Linked DNA regions of Homo sapiens: region 2 is linked to region 1. A link is a loop called in an ENCODE intact Hi-C map of the cell type or tissue named here. Cell type or tissue: IMR-90. All regions are shown on one strand. Each heading gives the region's core, and the rest is flanking DNA. Links, peaks and the distances in the headings are about the cores only. Region 1 overlaps TENM2 (teneurin transmembrane protein 2). Region 2 overlaps TENM2 (teneurin transmembrane protein 2).

Region 1 (4,399 bases), core at 287-4,286:
TCCAGCAGAAAAAGACCACCTTTTCCTCAAATGTTGTAATAAAAGTCCCAGATTCAAGTTTCATTAGCTTACCTTAAATCTTGCATTCATCATGAAACCAATACTGTGATCAGATCAGTGGAATACTTTGATGAGTGAGACCCAGGTTGCATACATGGTCCCTGAGTCAGCAGTGGAATGAATCTCATGGATAAAGAGCTCGGAAGAGATCAGATCTCTTAGGGAATTGAGTTTGCTTTTATTGCAGGCAGGAAGAAGGGTGACTGGATAGGCAATAATCGGTAGATATTCACTCTACCAACCTTCCTTCCTCCCACCTCACAAATTCCAAATTAGTTTTAAAATCTCTACTCAGGCAGCACCTCCTATCCCAAATCATCTTTGACTCTCATCAACAAAGGAAGTACTGTGTATTACCTTGTCTACACCTCCATTATTGCATGAACTTTTGGCCTGACTTCCTGTCTAAATGAGCCATGGGAGCTCTAAGAAGAAGAGTCATAATTTTATGTTTCATCCACTTAATGCCAAGCATAATGCCTAATATATAGGACTCATACATGTCTCTGTGTGTGTATGTGCGTGTATTTTAAGCTGGTCAACTCAAAGAACCACAATTTATGGAAGGTATTTCTTCTTTGGACAGCTACTATCATTTCTAGTATAAAAAACAAAATGCAGCCAGCTTGAAGTAACCTCTGAGAAAGTGATTCCTATCATTGAATTAAGGGCTGAAGGTCACTGAGTGGCTCCAGTGTCAAAGGAGAATGTATAACAGGAAGAAAGCTGAGTGTTCTCAGGCAACTTGGATTTTGTCTCTGGGTCCTACTTTTTCTGTTTCTAAAACAACCTAACTTTTAGATTAAATCTTAGAAGTCTTCTAGATCCTTCAAATGGTTCATGTGGTGGTCCCCTGATAAAAGATGTGAACAACAGGGAAGGCCGCAGGAGGGCTGAATCTGGGAATGTGCATAAGGTGAGGATTGAGTGGTCCATACCTAGATCTAGGCAAGCAAGTTATGGAATTGGAAGCTCATGGGAGTCAGTAGAACATCCACGGTATCAAAGGGAAAGCAAAGATCTAACAAGAATATATTCTTTCTTTCTGTTCTTTTCCATACCACTGGCTGGCTGACCACATTTCTTCCACTCAGCCTGTCTCTACTTCTATACCTTTTTTTTTTTTTTTCAATCTGAAAACAAGAAAGTCTTGTTTCACTTAGTTTGTGTCTGTTCTTTCTTTTTCCTAAGTAAATGTTATCCAAGGTAAATGTCTATATTTATTGTCAGAAACATCTCCTCTTAGGTGCAGATGGCATCTTGGCAGAATATCAGAAGTTTCTCTTGCAATTCCTGGGGATTTTCTGGATCAACAAATATCTTGTAAGAAGCTAGGAACCCCTGTTTTCTGTCAGACCATAAACTCTATAGCAGTATGTAATTTTGATCCGCGCACCTGTATGTCTGTGCCTGGAGAAACCAGTTCGTCTCTTTTATTACTTCATGACCCTTATCCAAGTGCCTGACACATGGTAGGCCCTCAATGATACAATTCTTTAATGACTGAATAAATAAAACATAAATTAGTAAATGTCTTGCATTTGGAATATTCATATTTCATCAATTTTAGGGCATGTTATATATTTTTCACTTGTTGACACCTGTGGAATACTTGCTGGCCACATTCAATCACTCCTGGCTAAAGAGCATTGTATTGGAGTTGTTATTGACTACACATGTACACATCTGGCCAAAACTTCCATGGTGTCATGTACATTATTGGTAAAATATGTTGAACTTAAATATCATTTGCTTTTATATGAAACAATGATGTTTAATGAACATTTAAAAGAATGTTCTTTAAAAGAAAGAATATTGTCCTACTTGTTGTCTGATAATCTTCCATTTAAGCCTTCTCATAAGATCAAGAAAGCGTAAGTGTCAGCATACAGAATGAATGTCAGCAGCTTGGAGGAAAATCACCAAGATGATAGGAGAACAAATACTATTTTAAGAAGTGCTGTGGGCGGGGCCCGATGGCTCACGCCTAATCCCAGCACTTTGGGAGGCCGAGGTGGGTGGATCATGAGGTCAGGAGTTCAAGACCAGCCTGGCCAAGATGGTGAAACCCCTTCTCTACTAAAAACACAAAAATTAGCTGGGCGTGGTGGCACACGCCTGTAATCCCAGCTACTCAGGAGGCTGAGCCAGAGAATTGCTTGAACCCAGGAGGTGGAGGTTGCAGTGAGCCAAGATCATGCCACTCCATTCCAGCCTGGGCGACAGAGTGAGACTCTGTCTCAAAAAAAAAAAAAAAAAAAAAAAAGAAGTGCTGCATCACCAACTCTCCAGCTCAGAATGTATGGAATGTACAGACATTAATGACTCTGAGTCAAAGATAATGATTCAGAAGGGTTGGATTCCTAATATGAAGAACTTTTAGCAATGTATTCTGTTTATATTTTCCATAAGAGCGTTATACAATTAAAATTTATGTCTAAATGAGTCTTATGAGATCTTTCAATAAGTTTTTAACATTAAATGATAAACATTAGGCTATAATGTGATTGACAACATTTTTATTACTTAGTCATTATACAGTAATGTATCATACAATCAATAGATCTCAGGTCTTATGAAATATCAATAGAAGAGACATTTTGAGGCTGAAGAACTAGTTATGAAGCCTCAAATCTTGCCACATAGAGTATTTCCTGCTTCTCCCCTGGAACTAAATTAATTCTCTCTCCATGAAGATAGGCTTGGATTAGACCTAAGAGAGAGTGTTCTCAAAATCAAAATATGTGAATGACAAGATTAGGTATTGAGGGACATTGTGAGTTCTACAGCCTCTGAGATTTGCGGGACAAGCCTGCTAGGTTCTACCCATGTTTGTATGCACAGAGCACATGTGCTTTTAAACATATGCATTCTTCTGTGGAATGACTAGATAAGTTGGCCTTCTGTCCTTGTAATACAGGAGATGCAAAAAAAAAAAAAAAAAAAGCAAATAAAATAGTAAGAAATGGAACTTAGCTGATTGCCTGAATCCATATATCAGAAGCCTGTAAAGAGTAAGAAATAGTCAATTTGTATGATCTTTCTTCACTGATCAGGAAGAGATGTTCTTGATCATAGATTAAAGTTGCTTTGGGCTTTATTTTAGAAAATAAGAAACATAAGCTATTTGCTTATGAACAGATACTGCTTTAGCAAAGCCTTTCCTGGGACCTACTGAGCATTGCATTGAGGTGTATAAAATATGATTAGATAGCAGTATTTGCATACTTGGTTCGTAAATAGAGCAACATTCCTTATGTGTCTGGGTCTATAGGTCTTTGTATCAGCAGACGAAATAAATCCCCCAAAACAACAATAAGATTCACTTGTCTTTAAAAATCACTACAGAAAGATCTGGTCTCTCCAAGGTATCTTTGAAGAGTGCCTTGTCATGTTCATTTATCTAACTATAAGTTATAATGTCGAATGTCATGGCTAATAGACACTTTTCATTTAGTTCCTAATTTGGACTGTGTTGATTTGACCTTCTGTAGACTGATGAGACATTATTTCAAACCAACTAGTTTCAGAGAGCCATAAATACAGTTCAGGGCACAAGAATCACACTTCCAACTCCAGTGCTATGTTTATACATTCTTCATTTCTCTGGGGCTGTTCTTTCTATCAAGAACATGTTTTCTTCTTGTCCTGACTACCCCATTTCTTCATTAGCAGTTCAGGCACTGTTTCCTCCAAGACACCTAACATAGCCCATTCACCTCAATAGTCCAGCTACATTAACATTGAATTATACGGTTGCCATAGTGTCGGAACTGGGTACCTATGTTTATCCCAGAATGAATCACACCAACGAGGTACCTTTTACTAGACTTCCTCCCCCACTAGTAGTCTGTGGATAATTTGAAAGCAGATGTGTTTGCTTGTACTCAGTACTAGAACAGTGCCTAAAATAAAGAACATCTCTCAATAAATGAAGAAACAGTTGAGAAATACATTTAAAATTATATTTATTCATGGATAAATTAATAAACTTTTTATATTGTTGTTTATTTATTTATTTTGAGATGGAGTTTTGCTCTTGTTGCCCAGGCTGGAGTGCAATGGCGTGATCTCAGCTAACCGCAACCTCTGCCTCCCAGATTCAAGCGATTCTCCTGCCTCAATCTCCCAAGTAGCTGGGATGACAGGCACGCGCCACCATGCTCGGCTACTTTTTTGTATTTTTAGTAGAGACAGGGTTCTTCCATGTTGGTCAGGCTGGTCTCCAACTCCTGACCTCAGGTGATCTGCCTGCCTCGGCCTCCCAAAGTGCTGGGATTACTGGCGTGAGCCATTATGCCCAGCCTTTTTTTAAATAGCCTTTACTGGGATTTTATTG
Region 2 (4,399 bases), core at 307-4,306, 57 kb after region 1:
GGGCAGCTTCCAATATTTCAACACTGGACAATTGCTTGAGCATTTCAATCGCCTCCTTCCCTAATTCTTTCCTCTGGCATGTTTTCCATAACATGGATAGTTTTGAGTTTTTAAAACACGGCCTTATTTTTCCCACTTCCCTCAAATTGATTCAAAAATATTTCAGGGGTTCCTAAAAGGCAACTGCAATTTGTGGGACACAACAATAAAAAAAGGTAAACATGGTTTCTAACCTCACAGAACCTGGCAGTTTTAAAATGGTAAGATATAACAGATATGTAACTAGGTACCTTATAAAAAACACTACAAAAGGGATAATATTGGATGGTTTTGGAGAGACCTCTAACCCAGATTTATGTCCGGAATGGCATCCCAGAAATTGTGGCATTCCTGCATACATTTGAGGGATGGGGAGGAGGTTGGACAATCAAAGAGGCAAGACAGTGTTCAGGCAAGAGTCATGGCATGTGCAAAGGCCCAGAGGTGACTACATTTTGTTGTTCCAAGGATGTCAAAGAAGTGTAGGTTGGATGAGCTAGAGTGGCAGAGAGAGACAGTCATGAAGACATTTCAGGGAGACAGTGCTGGTTTCAGCTTGTGGAGAGAGGAAAGATGGTCAGTTAGAGGTTGTGTCTTCATCTAAGCAAGGGAGCCTGGTGGCCTGAACTAGGATAGCAGAGATTGTTTGAGAAATGTTATTGAGATAAAAAGAGTGTTGGCTTTTTTGTTTGTTTGTTTGTTTTAAGGCAGAGCTTCACTCTTGTTGCCCAGGCTGGAGTGCAATGGTGCAATCTCTGCTCACAGCAATCTCCGCCTCCCAGGTTCAAGCGATTCTCCTGCCTCAGCCTCCCAAGTAGCTGGCATTACAGGGATGCGTCACCATGTCCGGCTAATTTTTTTTTTTTTTTTTTTTTTGTATTTTTTAGTAGAGACGGGGTTTCTCCATGTTGGTCAGGCTGTTCTCAAACTCCTGATCTTAGGTGATCCACCCGCCTCGGGCTTCCAAAGTGCTGGGATTACAGGCATGAGCCACCGCACCTGGCCCCTGATTGTTGGCTTTTTAGGATACCTTAAAAGTGGAGGCAGATATACTGTTCTGAGACTCCTGGGCATTGACTGCTTTTTTCTCTTGGAAAGAGAATATTGCCTTTCTGATGCTGAGTTTACTTAAAGAGCCAGGAAAGGTCAACGCTTGCAAATAACCCCTTAAGTGGAAGTACATAGATTGTTAGTTCAGGTTCTTCTGGAATGTTGGACATAAACCTAAGTATAAAAAATGTAGTGTTGCAACAAAAATTTGGATTTTTTTTTAAAATTTGTTAGATTCCTGCCTATGCAAAGGGTAGCACCAGCTACAGAGCACTTCATACGGATCCCAGGCAAGGAAAAAATAGAGAAGAGATTATGCTGCATCTGCCCCTTCTCTGTGTGGACCATGATACCATTGTTTGTTCTCTATCATGGACTAAATAAATCAGAGACTCTAAGTAGATGTGAGTTCTGTGTGTGTGTGTGTGTGTGTGTGTGTGTTCAACTGAGTGTGTGTTTTATCCCTGCCAATGGTAACTTTATTTGCAAAGCTGAGTACGTTTGGAAGATAGAAACAATACTTTCTTGCAACTGATGGGGTAAGCAGGCTAAGCAAAAAAAGAAAAGTCAAGGACATCCCTGAAGTTTCTGGTTATGGCAACTGACAAGATGTTACCATCAATCCCCAGGGCTTGAGACAGAGGATGGCCTGGTTTGTGGGTTAGATGGGATAGGTAACTGTCAACCTTTTGAATTGGAGGTATCCTGTAGGCTCTCCATGTGCAGATGTCTAATAGGCTGTGGCTGTCCAGTCTTGAAATTCTGGAGAGAGGCTTGAGCTGGATAAAGATTTAGCAGTTGACAGCTAATAATTTCATGGGACTTGGTATGATCATCTGAGAAAAAAATGTACAAGGAAGAGAAATAAGAAGTTCACATGACAGTGCAGGTACTCAAGGAATAGGAAGGGGAAGAAAATCCTGTGAAACAAGTGGGGGAAAAAAAAGAACACCTTACTTTCCTTTACATGTGCTATTCACTCAGTGCAAACTTGACCTGTCATTCCACAGGGCGAGTTTTATTCCCCATCCCACCACTCAGAGTTGACCTCCTTTATGTCCCCTAAATCAGAGGCCACAAAATTAATGTACATAGGACATATTCGGCCCCTAGATAGGTTTTATTTGGCCTATGGATTTCTTTAGAATTTTGAATCAAGTGCCAGTCTATTCACATTTCAGTTTGCCACAGGCCCCGTTTCTGCCTTCTGTCTTACACCAGTCCTATTCCTCTCAGGCCTTTATTTTATATGCCAAACCTCTGAAAGCTCTCACAATTGCAAAAATATCACGGATCTTCCTATGTCTATTTTTTTCTTGTGGAATACCTCTCTGCCTATTGCAAATCTATTCATCCCACAGGGTGTGACCTGTGGTTCACGTCTTTGGTGAAGCTTCCTGCCCTCTGAATTTTTATAGCCCTTAATGGGTTGTTATTGTTGTTATTATTCTCTTGATGAGTGACTCAGCATACATAGCACATGGATTCTATGACTCCTATGAATAGGGAAATAAACAAAGGGCTCTGCAGTTTTGTGCTCTGACTCATAGATGCAACTACCAGGGAATTTGCTCTTTTTAGTGGCTTGTTTCCTGTTCTAATGAGAAAAATGGAAAGCACAGCTCAGAAACAGACTCTACTTAGAAAATGTGGATGGTATGTCTGTCCAGCATGACAATGTCAAATCTCACATTTTGAAATGCCAACTTACAACTTTTCTGCCATTTACTCTGACACTAGCATGTTGAGTTGCACTAACAGTTCCTTTTTCTGATTATTGGTGATGCAATATTATCAGCTTCTCTTGGCTGGTGCCACATGTTGCAGTTAAGTCTCTGCAGCTGTCTACTCTGCGGTATGTATAGGAGGGCTTTGGTGCATATGTGATCTGTGCAGGGATGCCTTTCTGACCAGAACCTTTGGGAAAACTGCACAGTGAGAGACGGAAGAATTGCCAGGATCAGCCTTACCATGCTTTACAATCTGTGTCCAGGAGTGGCACTGCCCCACCCACTGATGAATCATCACACTGATATTATCAAAGGAGACATTACATTTTCAATGTCATGTTTTAGGTTTATAATTTAATTTTCAGCTCTGGCAATTCCAGAAGCATCCCTAGGGACATATGAAGAGGAAGGGGCTAGCGTGTACTCGAAATGAATACATGTTCATTTCTTGAGCACCTTAATTGGCATGCACATCTCACAAGCTCCCTTTTTCTCTGCTGCAGCCAAACTCTCTCACACCACCAAGTTACTCAATATTCCTCCTGCACTGACTGCCTTCCTTTCCACTCAACCTCAAGTCAGATCTACTTTAGTAATAAATCTCTGCTGGGAATGATCAGAACAAATACTGAGTGTGCACCACAATATTAAAAATAAGTGTAATATAGACTTATTTAATAAGGTCCAACAGACTTTTATAACATTTGGAATATTTTACCAAAGGTACTATCAGCATTATGTTTAATGCATTTTCTCCAAGACAGAAAAATCTTTTCAAGAATGAGGGGGGAAAAGAAAAAAAACACAAAACACAGAGAAAAGTCAGATGGGCTCTGATGCATTCTCACTCAACTAAATCTGTGATTCTCCTTCCTTTCCCAGATCTTTCTCTTCGGCCAGACCCACAAAATGTGAAGCCTCTTTGTGTTCACCCTGATTTATGAATAGTCGGCACTGGGCAATTGCGGTCCCAGTGGGATACATTTCAGTTTAAAAATAGTCTGAAGCACTTTCTTTCAAATTCCCACATGTCCACTGCCACCTCATAATATGTGCTTCTCCTTCTGTCCTTGTGCAGTTAAAGTCGGATCCATGTACGGGGAATGAAAGCACTGAATTTGTTTGTAGCACTTTGAACCAAAATGGTGAATTTATTTAGAGAGTAGTTCCAGCGAGTTAAGTTAGTTTCAATGGACATATTGGCTGCAACTGGAGCATTGATGGAAGGGAGGCATACTACTTTAATGTCCTCAAAAAGAAAAAAAGAAAGAAAGAAAATAAATAAATAAAATCCAGTCAACTGCAGGATAAGTATCCATAGGCCAAACAAATCCCTCTCAAAATGACTGCAAGTTCAGGTGACACCAACAGCTGTCAAAAGACCCCTGTTTGCCTGGCGGCAGCTTTGGGTTCAAATTCTTCCTAGTTTACAGTGACATTTCATTTAATGCTTGCACTCTGACTCCATTTGTCTGCCCTGCAAAAGCTCTGCAAAGAGCTGACCCAGTTAACACTTTCTGTTTCACAAACCCAGAGACTGAACAGCAGGGAGGCTACAGCAAAGTGCTGAGTTGTCCTAG

What was found. A loop is a pair of places that touch in the nucleus more often than their neighbours do. Peaks named below come from ENCODE experiments on the same cell type or tissue, not always from the same donor. Only the 100,000 strongest peaks of a DNase experiment are listed, where the experiment ranks them.
Region 2: it touches region 1 in a loop (2.3-fold over the local background); 1 of 110 quality-filtered maps calls a loop at or near these places.

Annotation. Positions count from the first base shown.
Region 1 is chr5:167,235,708-167,240,106 of GRCh38, forward strand. The region is part of intron 2 of TENM2 (teneurin transmembrane protein 2); the gene reads left to right. Among named protein-coding and RNA genes, the nearest start is that of TENM2-AS2, 65 kb to the right of the region's middle. In IMR-90, for the core only: no CTCF peak of the experiment used is centred there; no DNase peak of the experiment used is centred there.
Region 2 is chr5:167,292,476-167,296,874 of GRCh38, forward strand. The region is part of intron 3 of TENM2 (teneurin transmembrane protein 2); the gene reads left to right. It overlaps TENM2-AS2 (TENM2 antisense RNA 2), which reads right to left. Exons shown (of 3, transcript NR_199036.1): 3 at 3,937-4,068. Among named protein-coding and RNA genes, the nearest start is that of TENM2-AS2, 8.7 kb to the right of the region's middle. RefSeq lists enhancers at 2,179-3,378, 2,403-3,218. In IMR-90, for the core only: no CTCF peak of the experiment used is centred there; a DNase peak (open chromatin) is centred at 2,596; H3K27ac peaks cover 1,186 bases.